Regions from separate parts of the Homo sapiens genome. Here region 1 is linked to region 2. A link is an interaction called in ENCODE POLR2A ChIA-PET data of the cell type or tissue named here. Cell type or tissue: CD4-positive, alpha-beta T cell. All regions are shown on one strand. Each heading gives the region's core, and the rest is flanking DNA. Links, peaks and the distances in the headings are about the cores only.

Region 1 (8,000 bases), core at 1-8,000, 60 kb before region 2:
GGAGCTCAGGAATACAGCTGGAGGCCTGTGTGGGTGAGATGATTCTGGACAAAGGCTGGCTCAGGGCAGGCGCAGTAGGCCCACCCCACTCCCATACCACAGGAGTAGACCCACAGACTTGGGATCTACTGGCCACATGAGGTTAGAAAGCTCTAACAGCATAAGCACAAAGCCTTGTTTATCTATCTTAAGAAAGATGGAGGGGAGATGACTGCAGGCACAAACTGGTAAATAGGGTCTGTGGTTTGGTTAGTAAGTGTTCATTGTCGTTTTCCTGCTTTGATTATGCACTGTGGTTATGGAAGATATGACTGGGGAAAGCTGGAGGAAGGGTGCATGGGAACTCTACACCATTTTTGTGAGTCTAATATTATCCCCCAATAAAAGTTAAAAAACAACATGGAGATCAGAGGGGTCTAAGGTGGAAAAAAGTTGACAACCTGATCCCCTAAATGGCTTTTATTCCTTTCTTCTTGTAAGGCACAGTCATAAGTTTTGATCATTTTAGTTTCCTAAATGGAAGAGAGCTTAGCCAAATCCTAGACAGACTGGCAGATGGGTGATTTGAAAACAGCTCAGCGGTATTTTCTATGATTTGCTGCTGCAGGTGCAATATTTTACCTGGACTTCATCGGGGAGGACGTGCTGCACATCTGCATGTTTGCACTGGGGTGAGTTCTGTCCTGCTTGCCAGCCCCAAAACATTGTGTGTAGAATTCCAAGCAGGTTGCCCCTCTCTCTCCCTTATTGCTACAGCCGCCCCATCCTTTAGAGTCAGAGGAGCTGTGGGGTTTTGGAGCTTTGTCCCCAGAGGTGAGCGTTTTATTCCTCTAAGGGCTTTATCTTCCCCTTCTCTTTTGGACTCTAATCTCTTTGGCATTTCTCAAATATCACATTTTGACACATGAAAAGTCTCTCAACCTCACCTCGGATCTAAGAAATGCATATTGAAGCTACATGAGATACCATCATTTTGCAAAAACTAACAGGATTAATAGTATTCCACATTGGCAAGAAGATGAGGAGGCCCGCCTACTACCACACTGTTAGCATACTTGAATGTGGGAGGAAAATTTAACAACAGCAACAAAAAATCCAAACAAGCATACTTTTTGATACAGTATTCCATTCTAATCATTTATCTTGGAAAAATGCTTCAACAGGGATGCAAATACACATGTATGAGGCTATTTATTAATTTTTAAATTAGTTGTATAAGCAAACAATTGAAAACAATAGAAATGCTCAGCAGTAGAATACAAGTGTTAAAAAATTATGCCATATCCAGATAATAGCATGCCATGCTGCCATTTTGAAAACTTGAGGCCAGTCTGTAGGTGCTGACACAGATCCATGTCTAGAACACATTCATCAAAAAAAATCACAGGCTGGGAGAGGTGGCTCACACCTGTAATCCCAGCACTTTGGAAGGCCGAGGCAGGTGGATTACCTGAGGTCGGGAGTTTGAGACCAGCCTGACCAACATGGAGAAACCCCGTCTGTACTAAAAATACAAAAATTAGTTGGGCATGATGGTGCATGCCTGTAATCCCAGCTACTCGGGAGGCTGAGGCAGGAGAATCACTTGAACCCGGGAGGCGGAGGTTGTGGTGACCCGAGATTGCGCCATTGCAGTCCAGCCTGGGCAACAAGAGCAAAATTCCGTCTCAAAAAAAAAAAAAAAATCACAAACTTTTAAAAATTTGGCCTTGGCCGGGTGCAGTGGCTCGTGCCTATAATTCCAGCACTTTGGGAGGCTGAGGCAGGTGGATCACCTGAGGTCAGGAGTTTGAGTCTAGCCTGGCCAACGTGCTGAAACCCCGTCTGTACTAAAAATACAAAAAAATTAGCCAGGCATGGTGGCAGGCACCTGTAATCCCAGCTACTCGGGAGGCTGAGGCAGGAGAATCACTTGAACCTGGGAGGTGGAGGTTGCAGTGAGCTGAGATCATGCCATTGCATGCCTGGACAATGAGAGCATAAGTCTGTCTCAAAAAAAAAAAAAAGTGGCCTTACCCTATAATCCAGCAATTTCACCTCTAGATTCTTTACCCAAAAGAAAGAGTACATCTGTATTAGTCCATTCTCATGTTGCTAATAAAGACATACCTGAGACTGGGTAATTTATAAAGGAAAGAGATTTAATTGACTCACAGTTCAGCATGGCTGGGGAGGCCTCAGGAAACTTACAGTCATTGCAGAAGGGGAAGCAAACACGTCCTTCTTCACATGGCAGCAGGAAGGAGAGAAGTGCCAAGCAAAGGGGGAAAAGCCCCTTATAAAGCCATCAGATCTCGTGAGAACTCACTCACTATCATGAGAACAGCATGGGGGTAACTGCTCCCATGATTCAGTTACCTCCCAGCAGGTCCCTCCCATGACACATGGGGATTGTGGGAACTACAATTCAAGATGAGATTTGGGTGGGGAAACAGCCAAACCATATCAGCATCTGTTGACAAAATGACTCGCACATGAGTATTTATATAGTAGCTTTATTCATCATAGGTCTAAATTGGAAACAACCCAAATGTCTACCAACAGGAGAGTAGGAAAAACATAGTATATTCAGACAATGGGTTCTACGCAACAATTAAAATAATGAGCTATAAGCCAGGTACAGTGGCTCACGCCTGTAATCCCAGCACTTTAGCAGGCCAAGGCGGGAGGATCACTTGAGGTCAGGAGTTCGAGACCAGCCTGACCACAGTGGCAAAACCCTGTCTCTACTAAAAATACAAAAATTAGCCAGGCGTGGTGGCTTGCACCTGTAATCCCAGCTACTCGGGAGGCTGAGGCAGTATAATGGATTGAACCCGAGCGGCAGAGGTTGCAGTGAGCCAAGATCACAGCACTGCACTCCAGCCTGGGCGACAGAGCAAGACTCAGTCTCGAAAAAAAATAATGAACTACTAATACATACAATAAAGAAGATGAATCTTGACCAAGCATGGTGGCTCATGCTTGTAATCCCAGCACTTTGGGAGGCTGAGGCGGGTGGATCACCTGAGATCAGGAGTTCGAGACCAGCCTGGTGGTTTGCCAACATGGCAAAACCCCATCTCTACTAAAAATACAAAATTACAAAATACAAAAATACTAAAAATACTAAAATACAAAATACTAAAAATACAAAATACAAAATTTTGTACTAAAAATACAAAAATTAGCCTGGCATGCTGGCACGTGCCTGTAATCCCAGGTACTGGGGGGCTGAGGCAGGAGGATCGCTTGAACCTGGGAGGTGGAGGTTGCAGTGAGCCGAGATCCTGCCACTTGACTCCAGCCTGGGCAACAGAGCGAGACTCCATCTCAAAAAAAAATCAAAAAAATAAAAAAGGAAGATGAATCTTAACATTTTATCAAATGAAAGAAACCAGACATAAAAGAGTACATATTGTATGATTTAACTTACATGAATTAAAGAACAGACTAATTTCATCCATGGTGAGAGAAGTCAAGATAGTAGTTACCTCTGGGGAAGGGCTGGCATGAAATGGAAAGGGGCCCAGGAAAACTTTCTGAGGGGGATGGACGTATTTTCTGTCTTGAACTGGTTGATGATTCCCCAAGTAAAATTCATTCAGCTAGACATCTAGGGTTTGTGCATTTTGCTGCTTATAAATTATACCTTAATGTTTAGAAAGTATGCTTGTTTATGTAAGCTATAGGAAAAAGGGAAAAAACAAAACAAAAAATAACCTGGAAGGCTATACACCTACCTGGCCGAGTGAGACCAGGAGTACAGGGACTCTCCAATTTTTATTGATTTTTACTATCTATACTTCAGTAATGATTGAAATGAATGACTTCAATTTAAGAAAATGTTTTAAAAGGCAAGCTTCCGAGAATCCTGATTGAATGGAAGTGAAGAGCCATGAGAAGCTCGCCCAGGAGAGTCTAATTTATTCTGATTACAGCTCATGGAGAGTGTAGGGCATGTGAGGCCACTCCAGCTATTGTTATTCAACTTGCATCTGCCCCTGCTGATCCCCTGAGAGGCTGGCAGCCTCTCAGGGCTCCTTGGGCGGTGAGCCCTCCTCCGCAGCCTGCAAGCCTTTTTACCTCTTTCCATCACCTGAGCCTGAAAGTGTGCCTGCCCGACCTTGCTCCTGGCCTTATTTCTCTTCCTATCTTATCTCCATTCCGCAGGTGCCTCATTGCATTCTTGGGCGTCTTCTTAATCACGCGTAACAGGAAGAAGCCCATTCCATTTGAGCCCTATATTTCCATGGATGCCATGCCAGGTAAGGTTAAAGCCCCGTGGGTCTAGCTGAACATCCATATAGAATGACTGCTACTTCCTGTTTAAAAAGAGACAACCAACTGCTGTGCTGTGCCTTTATCGTGTGACTGTTCTCTCACTGTCTTTTTTCTTTTCTTTTTAATTTTGTGCAAAAGGGTAGGCAATGGCTGAGGCACCTCGGTTGGTTTTGAGCACATCTTGCCAGTTCTGTGTCTATTTGGGGATCTTTTAAATAAAATTCTGATTCATACTCAATATAATTAGGATCTGCAGCCCCAGGCTTCATGCCTGCAAATGGAAAAATCCATTCATCTAGTTGGAATGAAATGATCAGAAAGGGGAAGGAGAATGAGTGGAATGAAATTAAAATATTATAATCTCACTCCCTGGATGCCACAAGGGAGTGCATCATTCTGGAAAGCCTAATTTCCTAGCGAGCTAAGGATTCATACCGAGAAACACAAATTTAAATGTCTGTAAGCCCTGACAGTAACATAAGCATGTGAATCAGCCCAATACTGCCCAGCAGGGAGTGGTGGGACCTGCGGAGGACTGGAGAGTGCCTGTCTAGCCTAAAGGAATTCGGATTAGAAAAGTTAAGACATTGGACCAACCTCAGATTTGCTGACCTAAACTCTGTAGGTTGCTGGTGACCATTAGCTTTCACACTTAACTCAACATTTTAATTTTATTTATACAAGATGGAACTCTCTCTAAAACATAATCTCCTGTCCTTCATTAACACAATCTCATGAACAAAATATAAACACACTGATGGTCTAGAGGACTGCTTACTCGAGAGGTTTTCATGCTGTAACGCTGTGATGCAGGTGTGTTCTCAGGGTTGACTGGTGTGCCCCTACATTAAATGGCCCCAGGGTTTATGTGTCTACTTTTTATATTAGTTCCTCCTCTCTCGTTATTAAGCTGTTGTCTGTCCTTCTTGCTGTAGCCAGCCTGCCTGAGTATAGCAACTCAATGTCAATGTGCTCCTTCAACCCAGCTTGTTCAGATTACAAATAAAATCAAAATGAAGGAGCTCTGAGTTGGGGGCCTAAGATTTCTCCTAGGAGTTAAGTGCATGAGCTTTGGTGCATGAACTTTTTAAACGTCTAATCTGGCTGCTCAGATTCCTTTTTTGCTAACTTCCTTGTTTCTCGGCTGTGTTCCGGATAGATGAGGGCGCTGGATAGCTGAATTCCAGATAGGTGAGGTGTCAACTCTGTGTGTGCAAGTATGTGTATGTATATGTGTGTTTGTGTGTTTACAAACTATGTGTATATATCAATATCAGTATTTGTGTGTGTATATATATATATATATAGATGTATTTTCTGGTGGAAAATAGAAGGTAACCTAAGGTAGTCTTAGATATCAACATTCTGTGGTATGTTTGTGGGTGTGGCTCTCAGCTTTTTCTTTGTACCTTGTGACCAGTGGGAAGTCAGCTGTTGAATCAGGGAGACCCTGCCCTTGCAGTGGCTTGTCAGGACACTTCCGATTGTAGGTGTTCTGTACTGTGAAGAGCGTGGGCTTGGAGTTCAGATGACCTGGATTCAAATCCCAACTCTACCACCTTCCTGCTGTGTGACCTCCCAAGGCCTCTCATCCTCACTTGTAACTGGGATTCCTTCTTTCAGGCTAGTGGTCATATGTGTAAAGGCCTCTTGCACGGTGTCTGGGACATGGTAGATGCCTGGTTATATTTGGTTTCACTTCCCTTTTGCTTTAAAAACCTTTGGAAGTTTCACACACTTGTTTGACCTGGTGGCAGGTAGAACATGCAGAATAAAACTGCTGAACAGTCTCAGTCTAAACAGAGGTGCTTTTCCAGCCACTTGGTTTCCCTGGTCAGCATTAGGATCTTGCCTTTTGTCTACCTAGATTCATATCTTCACAACAGACAACTGCTGTTCAAGAGGTATTCAAATTCCAGAAATTTACCACATCACAATTTGGAGAGCCTTTGAGTAATTCAAGCACCTGAAAGACTTCTTAAAAATGAGATCGAGAAACAGCCCCTGACCTCCAGGAACTAGCCTGGCACTCTCAGCCAGGCCTTGGCCCTTTCCTGTGGAACAGAAACAATTTCACAGAACATCAGCAGCAGACAAGGCCACTCTGCAGCTGTGATGGATCAGGACACAAGCAGGTGGAATGGGAAGAAAAGGGTTTTTTTCCTAAAATTAAAAATAAATAAATAAATAAAAGAACACAAACAGGACTACTCTGCTAGCCTGACTAAACATAGACAAAAAATGGACATTGTCCAAATCATGAAAAACACCAAACATCCCTCTGACCTTGCTAATGTGAGAGACTGCCGCTTCTTTACCAGGCACAGCTTTAGCTTCAATCTAGGCATCTTCTAGGTAAAAGCTAAGATCTCCAATTATGGAATTAGCCCTGCTTCCTGACAGCATCCAACCCAAAGCAAAGCCTCACTTCCTTGAACCCTCCCCAAAAATCACCTAGTCCAAGCCAACCCCACAATAACTCCTTTCTAACCCCCTCTTACATGGTTCGTGGTTCCCCGCCGTGTACACCTCTCTCATTGCAATGTGTCAATAAACCCATATTTGTTAGACTTTAGGTGTATTCCTGTTGGTCTCTGGCTGGAGGGCATTGACAAAATCCAAAAGGTAATCCAGGCCTGTTAAGCCAGCTCTCTTCCCTGAGAACGGGCACCTCCTCAGCTCTTCCACTTCCCTCTTCTGCCCTCCCCCAAAATCCAAAGCACAGACTCTTAAACTGTGCCCTTCAAAGAACCATCAGTTAAGTCTTATGCAATAGGGAGCCAAAGGGCCTTTCACAGACTGGGTCTTCCCAGGCCATTTGCAGAGTGGGTAAGAGCACTGCAGATCCCACCTTGGTCTCTGGTGGCAGATCCCACCTTGGTCTCTCATTAGCTGTGTGACCTTGGGCAAGTTACTTCACCTCTCTGAATCTCTTCTTATCCAGAAAATGAGGACAGTAGTTCATCTCTGTCATAGGATTGTTTAGGGATTAAGTGCAGGTATATAGGGAAGCCACACAGCATTCAGTTAAGAGTATGGACTTCCGGCCAGGCACGGTGGCTCACGCCTGTAATCCCAGCATTTTGGGAGGCCGAGGCGGGCAGATCACAAGGTCAGGAGATCGAGACCATCCTGGCTAACACGGTGAAACCCCGTCTTTACTAAAAATACAAAAAAAAAAAAATTAGCTGTGCGTGGTGGCGGGTGCCTGTAGTCCTAGCTACTCGGGAGGCTCAGGCAGGAGAATGGTGTGAACCCAGGAGGTGGAGCTTGCAGTGAGCTGAGATCACGCCACTGCACTCCAGCCTGGGTCTGGGTGGACAGAGTGAGACTCCGTCTCAAAAAAAATAAATAAATAAAAAGTATGGACTTCCAAGTTGAAACCCCCGAGTTTGGACCCTGGCACTGCCTCTTACTAGCTGTGTGATCCCAGGCAAATTACATGCTTCATTTCTGCTGCTTCATTTTCGTTATTAGTCATCCTGAGGATCAAATGAGATAGAACTTTATAACTATTTGGAACAGTATCTGCCACCAATTAAATACTCAATACACATAAGCCATTGTCATTGCTATTGTTGTTACTGTTACTATTTAAAGTGCTTAGCCCAGTCAGGTGTTGTAGCTCACACCTGTAATCCCAGCTACTTGGGTGACTGAGGCAGGAGGATCATTTGAGCCCCAGGTATTCAAGACTAGCCTGGAAAACATAGACTCTACCTCAAAAAAGAAAGTGC
Region 2 (12,676 bases), core at 1,765-9,764:
TTTTCTCTGTCTTTTAAAAAAGCAACAGGGTCTTGCTCTGTCACCCAGGCTGGAATGTGGTGGCATGATCATAGGTCACTGCAGCCTTGACCTCCTGGGCTCAAGCAATCCTCCTACCTCAGCCTCTCGAGTAGCTGGGACTATAGGCATGCACCAGCACATCCAGCTAATTTATTATTTATTTATTTATTTATTTATTTTGGAGATGGAGTCTCACTCTGTCACCCAGGCTGGAGTGCAGTGGTGCAGTCTCAGCTCAGTGCAACCTCTGCCTCCCGGGTTCAAGCAATCCTCCCACCTCAGCCTCCCAAGTAGCTAGGATTACAGGCATCCACCACCATGCTCGGCTAATTTTTTTGTATTTTTAGTAAAGACAGGGTTTCACCCTGTTGGCCAGGCTGGTATCAAACTCCTGACCTCAGATGATCTGCCTGCCTTGACCTCCCAAAATGCTGGGACTACAGGTGCATGCCACTACAACCAGCTAATTTTTGTATTTTTAGTAGAGATAGAGTTTCGCCATGTTGGCCAAGCTGGTCTCAAACTCTCGACTTCAAGTGATCTGCCCATCTCAGCCTCCCAAAGTGCTGTTATTACAGGCGTGAGCCACTGTGCCTGGCCTGATGTTTTTTTTTTTTTTTTTTAAGAGACAAGGTCTTGCTATGTTGCCCAGACTGGTCTCAAACTCCTGGGCTCAAGCGATCCTCCTACCTCTGCCTCTCAAAGTGCTGGGATTATAGGTGTGATCCACCATGCCTGACCCCTCCAGAAGCAAATTAATCTTGCTTCTGGTTTGAACATGAGGAGTTTTCAAAATATAATTTAGGTTTTTATAACATGAGAAATGGGACTGTTTTTTTCTGCCTTAGGTCTTGGTGTTTGAGGGGACTCAGTAAATGTTAGTGTTAGCAGTCTTCTCAGCAGGACATCCTGTACAAAGAAATGCAGTAGAATCTAGTCCCCTTGCAAAGTACTGCCCTTTGTATATAAAACTGTTTATCTGACCTCCTCACCATAGGACATTTGATTTGTGTTTCTGATTATGGTGGTTGAGGGATATTAAGACATCACTACTTGTTCTGCTGTCCTGCTCTGTGATGGGTGACACTGAGCATCTCATTGAGTTCCCAGTGCAAAGCAACACCTGTTAAATGTTTGTTGAATGAATGGATTCTGTAAGATGGTTGTTGAGGCTTAGTGATGCAATGCTATGATCGAGAAACAGAATTGTGAGCTGAGTGAGGCAAAATAGTACGTAGGAGATTTAATCTGAAATTATGCTCCCAGATACACTGGCCTAAATTCTTTTGTGGCTTGTATAATCATATGCACAATTTAAATCTTCCTTTCAAGCTTTGATTCTGTACCTTCCATTTAAAGAAGTATCAAAAATATTATTTAAGAAAAGTAAATGATATTTGGAAGCTGAGTGAAGTGATCTTATGATTTTTAGACTAAATCAATTGTTTGTACATTCTAGCATAGCCTTCAGCCCAGAAAAAGTAGAATCCTTTAAGGAAAGTGATGTTTTAAATTTGGGAATTAAAAAAGAGGATTCAAAGGAAGAATATCTCTGTTATAGTTAACTGTGTTTTTAACAGAGCATGAAACATCCTAAGGTTTCACTAAGTGTTTGTTTAATTGGTTTTATAGTGCTGTTCTGGCCAAGAATTAGTAATTTAGTTAGCTTTGAGGCTCAATTAAATACTAGAGAATCATAGTTTAGAATTAAGAAATCCTAGTCAAGTCTGTATTTTATACAGTGGGTTTAGAGTTATAGACATTGCTACAAAACGTTGTTGAAAGAAATTTAAAGAAGGCACAAATAAAGGGGAAGACATCCGTATCTATGGACTGGAAAACTTAATAACATTAAGATGTCAGTACATACACCGTGGAATACTATGCAGCCATAAAAAATGATGAGTTCATGTCCTTTGTAGGGACATAGATGAAACTGGAAACCATCATTCTCAGCAAACTATCGCAAGGACAAAAAACCAAACACTGCATGTTCTCACTCATAGGTGGGAATTGAACAATGAGAACACAATGACACAGGAAGGGGAACATCACACTCCGGGGACTGTTGTGGGGTGGGGGGAGGGGGAAGAGATAGCATTAGGAGATATACCTAATGCTAAATGACGAGTTAATGGGTGCAGCACACCAACATGGCACATGTATACATATGTAACAAACCTGCACGTTGTACACATGTACCCTAAAACTTAAAGTATAATAATAATAAAATAAAAATAAAATAAAATAAAATTAAAAGATGTCAGTACTACCTAAAGTGCTCTACAGATTCAACTCAATCCCTATCAAAATCCCAATGATTTTTTTTGCAGAAATAGAAAACCTACCCTGAAATTCATATAGAACCTCAAGGAATCCCAAATTGCCAAAACAGTCTTGAAAACAAAGAACAAAGTTGGATGCACACTTCCTGATTTCAAAACTTTAGTATAAAGCCATGGTAATCAAAACAGTGTGGTACTGGCATAAAGACAAACATAGAGATGGATGGAATTGAATAGAAAGCCCAGAGACGAACCTTTGTATATATGGTCAAATGATTTTCAACAAAGGTTCCAAGACTATTCTGTGGGTGAAAGGACAGTCTCTTTTCAACAAAAGGTGCTGGGAAAACTGAAATCCACATGCAGAAGAATGAAGTTGCATCCTTATTTTATATCAAATAAAAAATTAGAATGGATCAAGCTACTCAGGAGGCTGAGGTGGGAAAATTGCTTGAGCGCAGGAGTTTGAGGCCAGCCTGGAAACGTAGTGAGACCCCATCTCCTAAAACAAAACAAAACAAAAAACCAAAGACTTAAACGTTAGAATTAAAACTATAAAACTCTTAGAAGATGCAGTAGCATCTTCAGAGAGAAGGCTCCTCTATGTGCTGGAACTGTGCTACCCTCTATGGCACAGCTCATAATAGCATGCTTTTAAAAGTATCATTTAGGCTGGGCAAAGTGGCTCACGCCTGTAATCCCAGCACTTTGGGAATACAAGGCAGGTAGATCACCTGAGGTCAGGAGTTCGAGACCAGCCTGGCAAACATGATGAAACCCCACCTCTACTAAAAATACAAAAATTAGCTGGGCATGGTGGTATACGCCTGTAGTCCCAGCTACTCGGGAGGCTGAGGCAGGAGAATCGCTTGAACCTGGGAGGTGGAGGTTGCAGTGAGCTGAGATCGTGCCATTGTACTCCAGCCTGGGTGACAAAGTGAGATTCTGTCTCAAAAACAAACAAACAAAAAAAATTTTTTTAAAAAAGAAAATAGAATATTGGTTGCTGGGGGGGGTGGGGAAAATATTTACAGTTTAATGTATTGAGAGCTTGTATGGGATGATGGAAAAGTTCAGGAGACAGATAGTGGTGATGGTCACACAGTAAGACTGTACTTAATACCACTGACTTGTACATTTAAAAATGGTTAAATGATAAATTTTGTGTTTTGTATATTTGACCACAATAAAAATAATGCAAAAAGAGCCTATTTTTCTTGAGTTTAGTGTTCTTGGTAATATGTATATACCAAGAATATATTTTTAAATATACACATACATATATTTATACACACACATGTGTGTGCGGTATGTATGTATTGGACACCTGTTTGGCTCCACTTTAACCCTCTTTTCACCTAGTCATTGCTGGAGCAGCCAGCTGTGTGCAGGTGTGACCTCACACCTGGCCTGAGCTGCCGTGTCTTTCCATCCCAGCATTTCTGTGCTGCCTGAACAAGGATGCTCAGCCTTATTGATGCATGCACAGACTTGGAAGCATGAGGGAGTTAAAGTCCCATAGGGTAGCCCTCAACCAGTGGAAAACTAAACCCGGTGAATAAGCTCCTCTGTGTTCTGACACTGAAGCCAACAGTTCTCAGGCAGGTTCTTACTGGCTCCCCAGCAGATCAAGCCCCAGTTGCCCACAGAGGTGACCAGCTTGAAAACGCGACCTGGAGGGACAGAGAATGGGCTTGCCCTCCTTCCCGGTGCCACTGTTCCCAGGCCTCCACGCTTGTCTCATGGGGTCACTTCCCAAAACAAACACTCAGCGTGTGTGCCTTTGCCTTGCCTCTGCTTCTCCAAGGAGCCCAGGTAAGGCACAGGTAACGCTTCCAAGTTTGGTTATGGTTATTCCTCTTATGTAAGGCGCTGTTCCAGACTCTCAAAATAAAAAAGGCAATTTTTAGGTTATGCAAAAAGGATAGACTAATATAAAAAACACCCACGTGCCCACCCAATTTAGCAAATAAAATTTTACTAATACAGTTGAATCCCATGTCTCCTCCCAGAGATAACCATCATCCTGAACTCAGGTTTCTCATTTTCCACGAAATCTGTAAACTTTAATAGGTTGAACCATATGAAATTGCTATATTTGTTGGTCAAAAGTGGTCAAATATCAGCATTTCTTCTGATTGAGCCTGATATTCTGTGTGTATGTACACACACTTTTTTTTTTTTTTGAGACAGAGTCTCACTCTGTTGCCCAGGCTGGAGTGTAATGGCGCAATCTCAGCTCACTGCAACCTTCACCTCCCGGGTTCAAAGAGTTCTCCTACCTCAGCCTCCCGAGTAGCTGGGATTACAGGCACCTGCCACTGCGCCCGGCTAATTTTTTGTATTTTTAGTGGAGACGGGGCTTCACCATGTTGGCCAGGCTGGTCTCGAACTCCTGACCTCAGGTGATCCGCCCGCCTTGGCCTCCCAAAGTGCTGGGATTTTAAATTATCTGTATTTGGAGTCGACATGATTGTCTCTTTAGAACGGAATCTACATAAAAGCTGTTAGAACGAATAAGTGAGTTTAGGAAGATTGCAGGATGTGGGGTCAATGTCCAAAATCAACTGTCTCTGTAACAGTAAACATTTGGAAATTGAAATATCTATGGATATTTCAAAATCCCTAAATATATATACACATATATTTACACAAATATGTATACACACACATATATAAAGGTATATCAAATCTATATTATTTCTAATACACACACACACACACACACACACACACACACACACACATATATATTTTTTTTCTTCAGATGGAGTCTCATTCTGTTTCCCAGGCTGGAGTGCAGTGGTACAATCTCGGCCCACTGCAACCTCCCCTTCCTGGGTTCAAGCAAGCCACCATGCCTGGCCATGAAATAATGTAATATATTTTGAGATAAGCATCTTCAATTACCTTCAACGATATTTGTAGCTTAAGTATACATTAACAAAATATGTGTATGATCTGTATGCTGAAAATTATATGCTAAACTGTATGCTAAAACACTAATGAAATAAATAGTATTTTACATCATTTAAAATTTTATATATTGGCCAGGCGTGGTGGCACAGGCCTGTAATCCCAGCACTTTGGGAGGCCGAGGTGGGTGGATCACCCTGAGGTCAGGAGTTCGAGACCAGCCTGGCCAACATAGCAAAACCCCATCTGTACTAAAAATACAAAAGTGAGTTGGGCATAGTGGTGGTGCACGCCTGTAATCCCAGCTACTTGGGAGGCTGAGGCAGGAGAATCGCTTGAACCTGGGAGGCAGAGGTTGCAGAGAGCCAAGATCGCGCCACTTCACTCCAGCCTGAGAGACTGAGAAAAAAAGATAAAAAATAAGGAGTTCCAATAAGTCAGAGTTTGTGTTTATAAATACAGTAGCCATTAAAACATAAAAATCCATCTTGAATAGCTAGCATTCCATATTTTCTTGAATTTTAATTCAGTTACAGGTTTCTTTCTGATCTGGAAAAATGATGATGGCAACATAAATAATAAAGGTTATCAAAGGTTTTTGCATTTTTCATATATTCTGCTCCCCTCTAGCACTTTTGACTGTAGGTCCCAGAATTTTACAAGTACTCAGATTATCAAAGTAAAGTTTTTAAATTCACCATGTCTAGCTGTATGTGCACTTTTTTCTGTTTAGTAAAGTCCATCTCTCTGGCTGTTTTAGTCAGTGGTGATTGATGAGAACCAAAAGCACTTTGCCTACCCCCAGGCAGAAATGGAGGCCTTGCCTTTGATATTAGTGGACCTGCAGGCTCTGGACACTGGAGAAATGGAATTTTCTAGATCAGATTTACAGAAAGACGTAGAATATAAATCTCTTGCCTTAGGATGCTAAAGATAATTTCACTGCTGAATGGATCAAGCCATTCCTTCTCAAGAGTAAAATCGTTCCTCCTACTCTGTTTATTTTGTTTTCTTTTGTTTTTTTTTTTTTTTTTTTGAGACAGGGTCTCGCTCTGTTCCCCAGGCTGGAGTGCAGTGGCACAATCACAGCTCTCTGCAACCTCCGCCTCCCAGGTTCAAGCAATTCTCGTGCATCAGTCTCCCGTCCTCCCACTCTTTAATGTTTAATAGAAGTGGTGGGCTCCTCATTTTTTTTTCAGTCCAAAGCAAAGGTGTGTGGCAAAATCATGTTCCCAGTTTGTTCTTCAGTGAAACAGCTAAACCTTGCCTTCTCCGAATTGGGATGGGGCAACAGAGTGGAGCCATGGTGGATCCAGAAAGGTCAGGAAATACACACTTGGCTGCCATCCTCATCTGTTGCTCCTTGAAACTGACCTTCCCATATGGCCTTTTCCACTTTTCTCCTTTACTGATGCCTATTATCCAGCTGTCAAGCACTCTTTCTTAAGTTCCCAAGAAGGTTGATGGTTATGTGTTGTTCTTAGCTATTTTAGGTACAAGGTATGTACTGTCATTTTGATGACTGACTAACTGCACAGGTGATCTTAGCATATGAAGGCAGCTTCTGGTCTGTATTTTGTGGAAAACCTACTTACATCATAGGAAAAAGCCTCAGGCATTGGTTTTTAGGCTGCATTGTTTGTGTTATGCCTGTAGACGTTGTGCTGCCAGAGGGGGATACTAAGTGACTACAGAAAAAGTTAAGTGGTTAATGATGATTTTTATTTTAATGGAATCCCCATTATCTTTTCTCAAATAAATATGCGGCCATCACCCAACAGGATGATGTTAATTTTATATCATTAGAGAATTCAGAAATTTCTAAAAGTGAGCTATTTCTGAAATAATTCTAAGGAGAAAAATAGTCATTTGGTTTTTGAATGAACAGCTGCAGATCCTTCCTGTTTATCGCAAGTCATTTTCAGTCCATTTTCATAGATTATGTCCTTCCCCTGCCGTCTGCAATCTTCTAAATCCCTTTCGTGCTAATGCCGGGTTATCAGGGGCAGCCTCAGGAATCTACATGGGGATGTCTGTGGACTCACAGAAGGGCAAAGCTACCAGCTGAGGGCTCGTAACCATTTTTCACAAATAGGAAACTGATGGTTTTGCCTCCAAGTTAATTCTTCATGCTTCCAAAGCACCTCACAGCTAGAATTCACGTATTTCATAACCATATTTATGCTACTTCAAGGGGAAAATGGGTGTGGAGGAGAGAGAAAGAACACAAAACTCAGTAAAAGCTTGCTAATCGGTTCTTGCATGGCTTCATTTTTGTATAATTCTTTTTAAGAGAGAGAGACAGGGTCTCACTCTGTTGCCCAGGCTGGAGTACAGTGGTGAGATTGTGGCTCACTGCGGCCTCGAACTCCTGGGTTCAAGCAATCTTCCCACCTTAGCCAACCGAGTAGATAAGACTACAAGCGTATGCCACCATGCCTGGCTAATTATTTAATTGTTTGTAGAGATGGGGTCTTGCAGTGTTGTCCAGGCTGGTCTCAAGTTCCTGGCATCCCACAGTGCTAGGATGAATGGGCCACTGTGCCTGGCCATTTTGTTATAATTCTTAATCCTATCACAGGTATTGGATTTTGGAAGAGAGAGAGAGAGAGCGCCGTATAACCCATTGCTGTCATCTGCATGTTACATTCAGTTACAGTGTATTTCTGGAATTTGAAAAAAAAATTATCTTGAAGGGAAATGGGAAGAAGGATATGATTATCAAGTAACTGTTTGCAAGATAGCTTCTGTCATACGATGCGTTGGTACTAGGAAGAATTCGTTGTGGGGGGCTAGGGATAATACATGAGCCTTTTCCCTTGGGCAAGGAAAATGTTTAATGTACAGAATTACAAAGTACTAATATTTTATAAGCTATTCTTTCTTAATTAGTTCTTCCTTAATTTCCATTGTGTTCAATGTTAATATTTCTTAACTATCTCACATAGGAATTTTAGTATTTTCTTAATGTTTAAAATACATTTAAAATAAGCTAATACCAAGAACCAAATGGGATGTGATTTTGCAAAATCTCAATTCTAATTCTCTTTAAAAGCGACAAAGCTAGCCACCTTTGAAATGGATGCTAAAGAAACTTTGAAATGTATCCAGAAGCAATAATAATTATCAGCATTTAATATACTTACATATTCACCTTCCCTTTTAAGAACTGATATGCTACTTTAAAATCCTTACTATATCTATATAATATTTTGTTATTTATGTATATTACTTTTTTTTGAGACAGTCTTGCTCTGTTACTCAGGTTGGAGTGCAGTGGCGTCATTTTGGCTCACTGCAACCTCTGCCTCCCAGGCTCAAGCAATTCTCATGTCTCAGCCTCCAGAGTAACTAGGACTACAGGTGTGTAATTTTGCATTTTTAGTAGAGATGGGGTTTCACCGCATTGGCCAGGCTGGTCTCGAAGTTGATCCGCCTGCCTCTGCCTCCCAAAGTGTTGGGAATACAGGCGTGAGCTACCGCGCATGGCTTTCTGTATTACTTTAATATATGGAAACACGATAGTAAATAAGAGTAGGATTAATCTTAAAACTGCCCCCTGCTGGAAGCAGCTTGCAGTCCACTGAAAAGCCAGACTGAGTAGAAGGTCTGACATAATATATTTTTTTAAATGAATTGACAAAAAATACATAGTTTTTAGGATAAATGATGTTTCCTCAATAATGAAGGATATTTGAACACTGGAAGAATAAATATTGGTGCACAAATTATTTTATATTTTATCTAGTTGGAGAAATGTTGCAAAGTGGCAGGTAAATGTTCAAATTGAGAGAAGTTAATAAATGAGGGAGTGTATAATTTGCACTTCAGGATCAACAGATCATTGAAAGATCTTTACATAGGCGAAGCAAGAACAAAGCTAATTTATAGGTTCCTTTTATTGTGTTACCATTGCCAAGCCTAAGGAATATTTCTAAAGGTATTGAGAAGTTTCTTGGATCCATTTTATTGCATTTCATTTATTAAACTATTGCCTAAATATGTTTTCTGTAAAGAAAATTTAATGTTGCTTTTCTTCTAGTGATTGAAATTAGGCTTTTCATTATCCCAATTCATTAATAAATGGGAAAATAATTTTTTTCTCAGCCTCATGAACGACTCAAATATTGCTCTCTTTCTTTTTCTCTAGTCCATCTCAAAATACTCAGGAGATATACACGTACTGCAAATTATATAAAATAATTTGTGCTCAGATATTCTTCCAATGCTTTTCACCCCAAAATGCATTTTTTGTGGAATTACATAGTCCCAGTATGAATTTTGAGAAAAAGGTTTGATTGTTTTGCCTTTGTGAAAGAGAAACTGTGGCTATAGGGAGTTAGGCATCTTTAAAGAAGTTGCCAAACGTACATTAGCATCTTTCATGGGAATTTCATTCAGGGGAGGAAAATAGAGAAAGAGAAAAAATAGTTGGAAAAAAAGAAAAAAAAAAAAAGAAAAAAAGAAAAAGGAAATGAACACAGAAAATCTGAGACAAACAGATAAAATAAGATGGTAGACATCCCAAAATATCAGTAATCAACAATGGACTAGTTCCTCTAGTGAAAAGACAGTGAGTGTCAAACTGTGTTTATTTACATACAGGCACACACATGCATTATACACACATGTATTCTTTTTATGAGGCATATCTAAAACATAAGGATACAGAAAGGTTAGAAGTAAAGGCTGAAAATTGATCTCCATGCAATACATAATCAAAAGAAAGCTACACCAGCTATATTAATGCCAGACAAAATAGACTTTAAGACAAAGGGCATTCCTTTATCTGGAAGACGAAGAGGGTCACTACCTAATGATTAAAAGTTCCATTCACCAGGAAGAGAAAAAAATCATAAGCTTGTATGCACATGATAACTTAGCCTTAAAAGGTAGGAAGCGAAAGTGACCAAATGTACGAAAAAATAACACATCCACCTAATAGTGGGAGAATCTAATAGATCTTTCCTGATAATAGTTGAAACAGACCCCCAAAAAATCAGGATATAGAACTTGTAAAGCACAGGAGCTGGATATACTGAACATGTTTATAATACTGTACCAAACAGCTGCGCAAACACACTCTTTGTAAGCACATGTAGATTTATGAAATTTGATGACACTGAACCAAAAGCAAGCCTCAAACTGTCAAAGGATTACTATCACTGTGGATAGCCTACTCCAATCAGAGGGAAAATGAGTTAGACATTAAAAAGATAAAAAACTCCCATCTATTTGCAATTTGAGAAACATACATCTAAATAATTCATGAGACAGGGAGAGATCATAAGGGAAATTAGAGAGTATTTAGAATCAACTGGCGCAGTTGCTCACGTCTTTAATCCCAGCACTTTGGGAGGCTCAGGCAGAAGGATGCTTGAGCCCAGGAGTTCCAGACCAGCCTGGGCAAGACATTGAGACTGTGTCTGTACAAAAATAAAATAAAATTAGCCAGGTGTGGCCAGGCATGGTGGCTCATGCCTGTAATCCCAGCATTTTGGGAGGGCAAGGTAGGAAGATTGCCTGAGCTCAGGAGTTTGAGACCAGCCTGCGCAACATAGCGAGACTTCATCTCATTTAAAAAAAGAAAAAAAAAGAAAAAAAGCCAGTTGTGGTGGTGCCTGCTACTCAGGAGGCTGAAGTAGGGGCGGGTGGCTTGAGCCCAGGAGTTTGAGGCTGCAGTGAACTCTGATCACACCACTGCACTCCAGCCTGGGTGACAGAGAGACTCTGTCTCTCTTTTTTTTTTTTTTTTTTAGGACAGAGTCTCGTTCTGTCACCCAGGCTGGAGTGCAGTGGCAGGATCTTGGCTCACTGCAACCTCCGCTTCCCAGGTTCGAGCAATTCTCCCATCTCAGCCTCCCGAGTAGCTGGGATTACAGGCGCCCACCACCATGCCCGGCTAATTTTTATATTTTTAGTAGAGACAGGGTTTCACCATGTTGGCCATGCTGGTCTTGAACTCCTGACCTCAAGTGATCCGCCTACCTCAGCCTCCCAAAGTGCTGGGATTACAGGCTTGAGCCACTGTGCCCTGCCTTCTATTTTAAAAAATAAATAATAAAACATATCAAAACTGTTCAGGTGCTGGGTGTGGTAGCACGTGCCTCTACTCCCAGCTATTTGGGAGGCTGAGGCAGGAGGATCACTTGAGCCCAACTTAGGCAATATAGCAAGACCCCATCTCAAAAAAAAAAACAAAACAAAATTAAACGAACTGGTGGAGAACAGCTGAAACAGTACTTAGAAATGGATGTCTTGCTGGGTGTAGTGGCTCATACCTATAATCCCAGCACTTTGGGAGGTCAAGGAGGATAGATCACTTGAGCCCAAGGAGTTTGAGACCAGCTTGGGCAATGTGGCAAAACCCCATCTCTACTAAAAATACAAAAAATTAGCTGGATGTGGTGGCAGGTGCCTATAGTCCCAGCTACCCAAGAAGCCGAGGCAGGAGGATTGCCTGAACCCTAGAGGTTGAGGCTGCAGTGAGCCAAGATTGTACCACTGCACCTCATTCTGGGCAACAGAGTGAGACTCTTATCTCCAAAAAAAAAAAAAAAAAAAAAAAGACAGTCACACACAACAGCAAGGGAGAACCTCAGGAGCAAGATCTAAGCAAAAAAAGCAAGTTGTGGAAGAATACCTATAACATGATAACATTTTTAGAGATACAAATAGATGTTGTAAACTCTAAAGAAAAGCAAGGGAATGATAAAATTCCAGAAATGACAACTTTGAAGGAGGAAAGGAATGTGACAGAGGGAAAAACCAACCTTGTCCCACCGGGGACATCAGAACAATAGCAGTGTTCTAGAATTGGGCATGTTTGTATCATTCTCTTATATCTTGCATTCATTTTATAACCTTTGAATATGGACAATATTTAATAAAGTTAATTACATTTAAAATAAGTGCACGACCCAGCTTGGTGGCTCACGCCTGTAATCCCAGCACTTTGGGAGGCCCAGGTGGACAGATCACTTGAGGTCAGGAGTTCAAGACCAGCCTAGCCAACATGGTGAAACCCATCTCTACTAAAAATGTAAAAATTAGCCGGGCATGGTGGCCGGCCCCTATAATCCCAGCTACTTTGGAGGCTGAGGCAGGAAAATCACTTGAATCCAAGAGGTGGAGGTTGCAGTGAGCTGAGATCACACCACTGCACTCTAGCCTGGATAACAGAATGAGACTCCGTCTCAAACAAATACATAAAGTAAGTGTAATTGCTAAATTACAGGATACCTGTTCTTGTATATGTGCAAGAAAAGTATACTTTTTTTGGAGAAAAGGTTAACTTATAATGAGTTCTTAATTAGGTTTCATGATTTAAATTTCCCCTTCTGTTAAAGGTTTTTCTTTTTTTTTTTTCCTCCCCTTCCCTTTGCCTTGCTGCTCCTTAATTGTAGGAAAGATTTGAAGCACTCTTCACCATCTATGATGACCAGGTTACTTTT

What was found. Peaks named below come from ENCODE experiments on the same cell type or tissue, not always from the same donor. Only the 100,000 strongest peaks of a DNase experiment are listed, where the experiment ranks them.
Region 1: POLR2A ChIA-PET joins it to region 2 with 6 read pairs; 9 of 35 experiments call an interaction of 5 or more read pairs at or near these places.

What each region holds. Positions count from the first base shown.
Region 1 is chr1:24,459,874-24,467,873 of GRCh38, forward strand. It overlaps NIPAL3 (NIPA like domain containing 3), which reads left to right. Exons shown (of 12, transcript NM_020448.5): 10 at 608-671; 11 at 4,153-4,247. Among named protein-coding and RNA genes, the nearest start is that of RCAN3AS, 39 kb to the right of the region's middle. In CD4-positive, alpha-beta T cell, for the core only: no CTCF peak of the experiment used is centred there; no DNase peak of the experiment used is centred there.
Region 2 is chr1:24,518,590-24,531,265 of GRCh38, forward strand. RCAN3 (RCAN family member 3) reads left to right here. Exons shown (of 5, transcript NM_013441.4): 3 at 12,629-12,676. Among named protein-coding and RNA genes, the nearest start is that of RCAN3, 22 kb to the left of the region's middle. In CD4-positive, alpha-beta T cell, for the core only: a CTCF peak has its summit at 8,804 (motif pointing left); a DNase peak (open chromatin) is centred at 8,772; H3K27ac peaks cover 460 bases.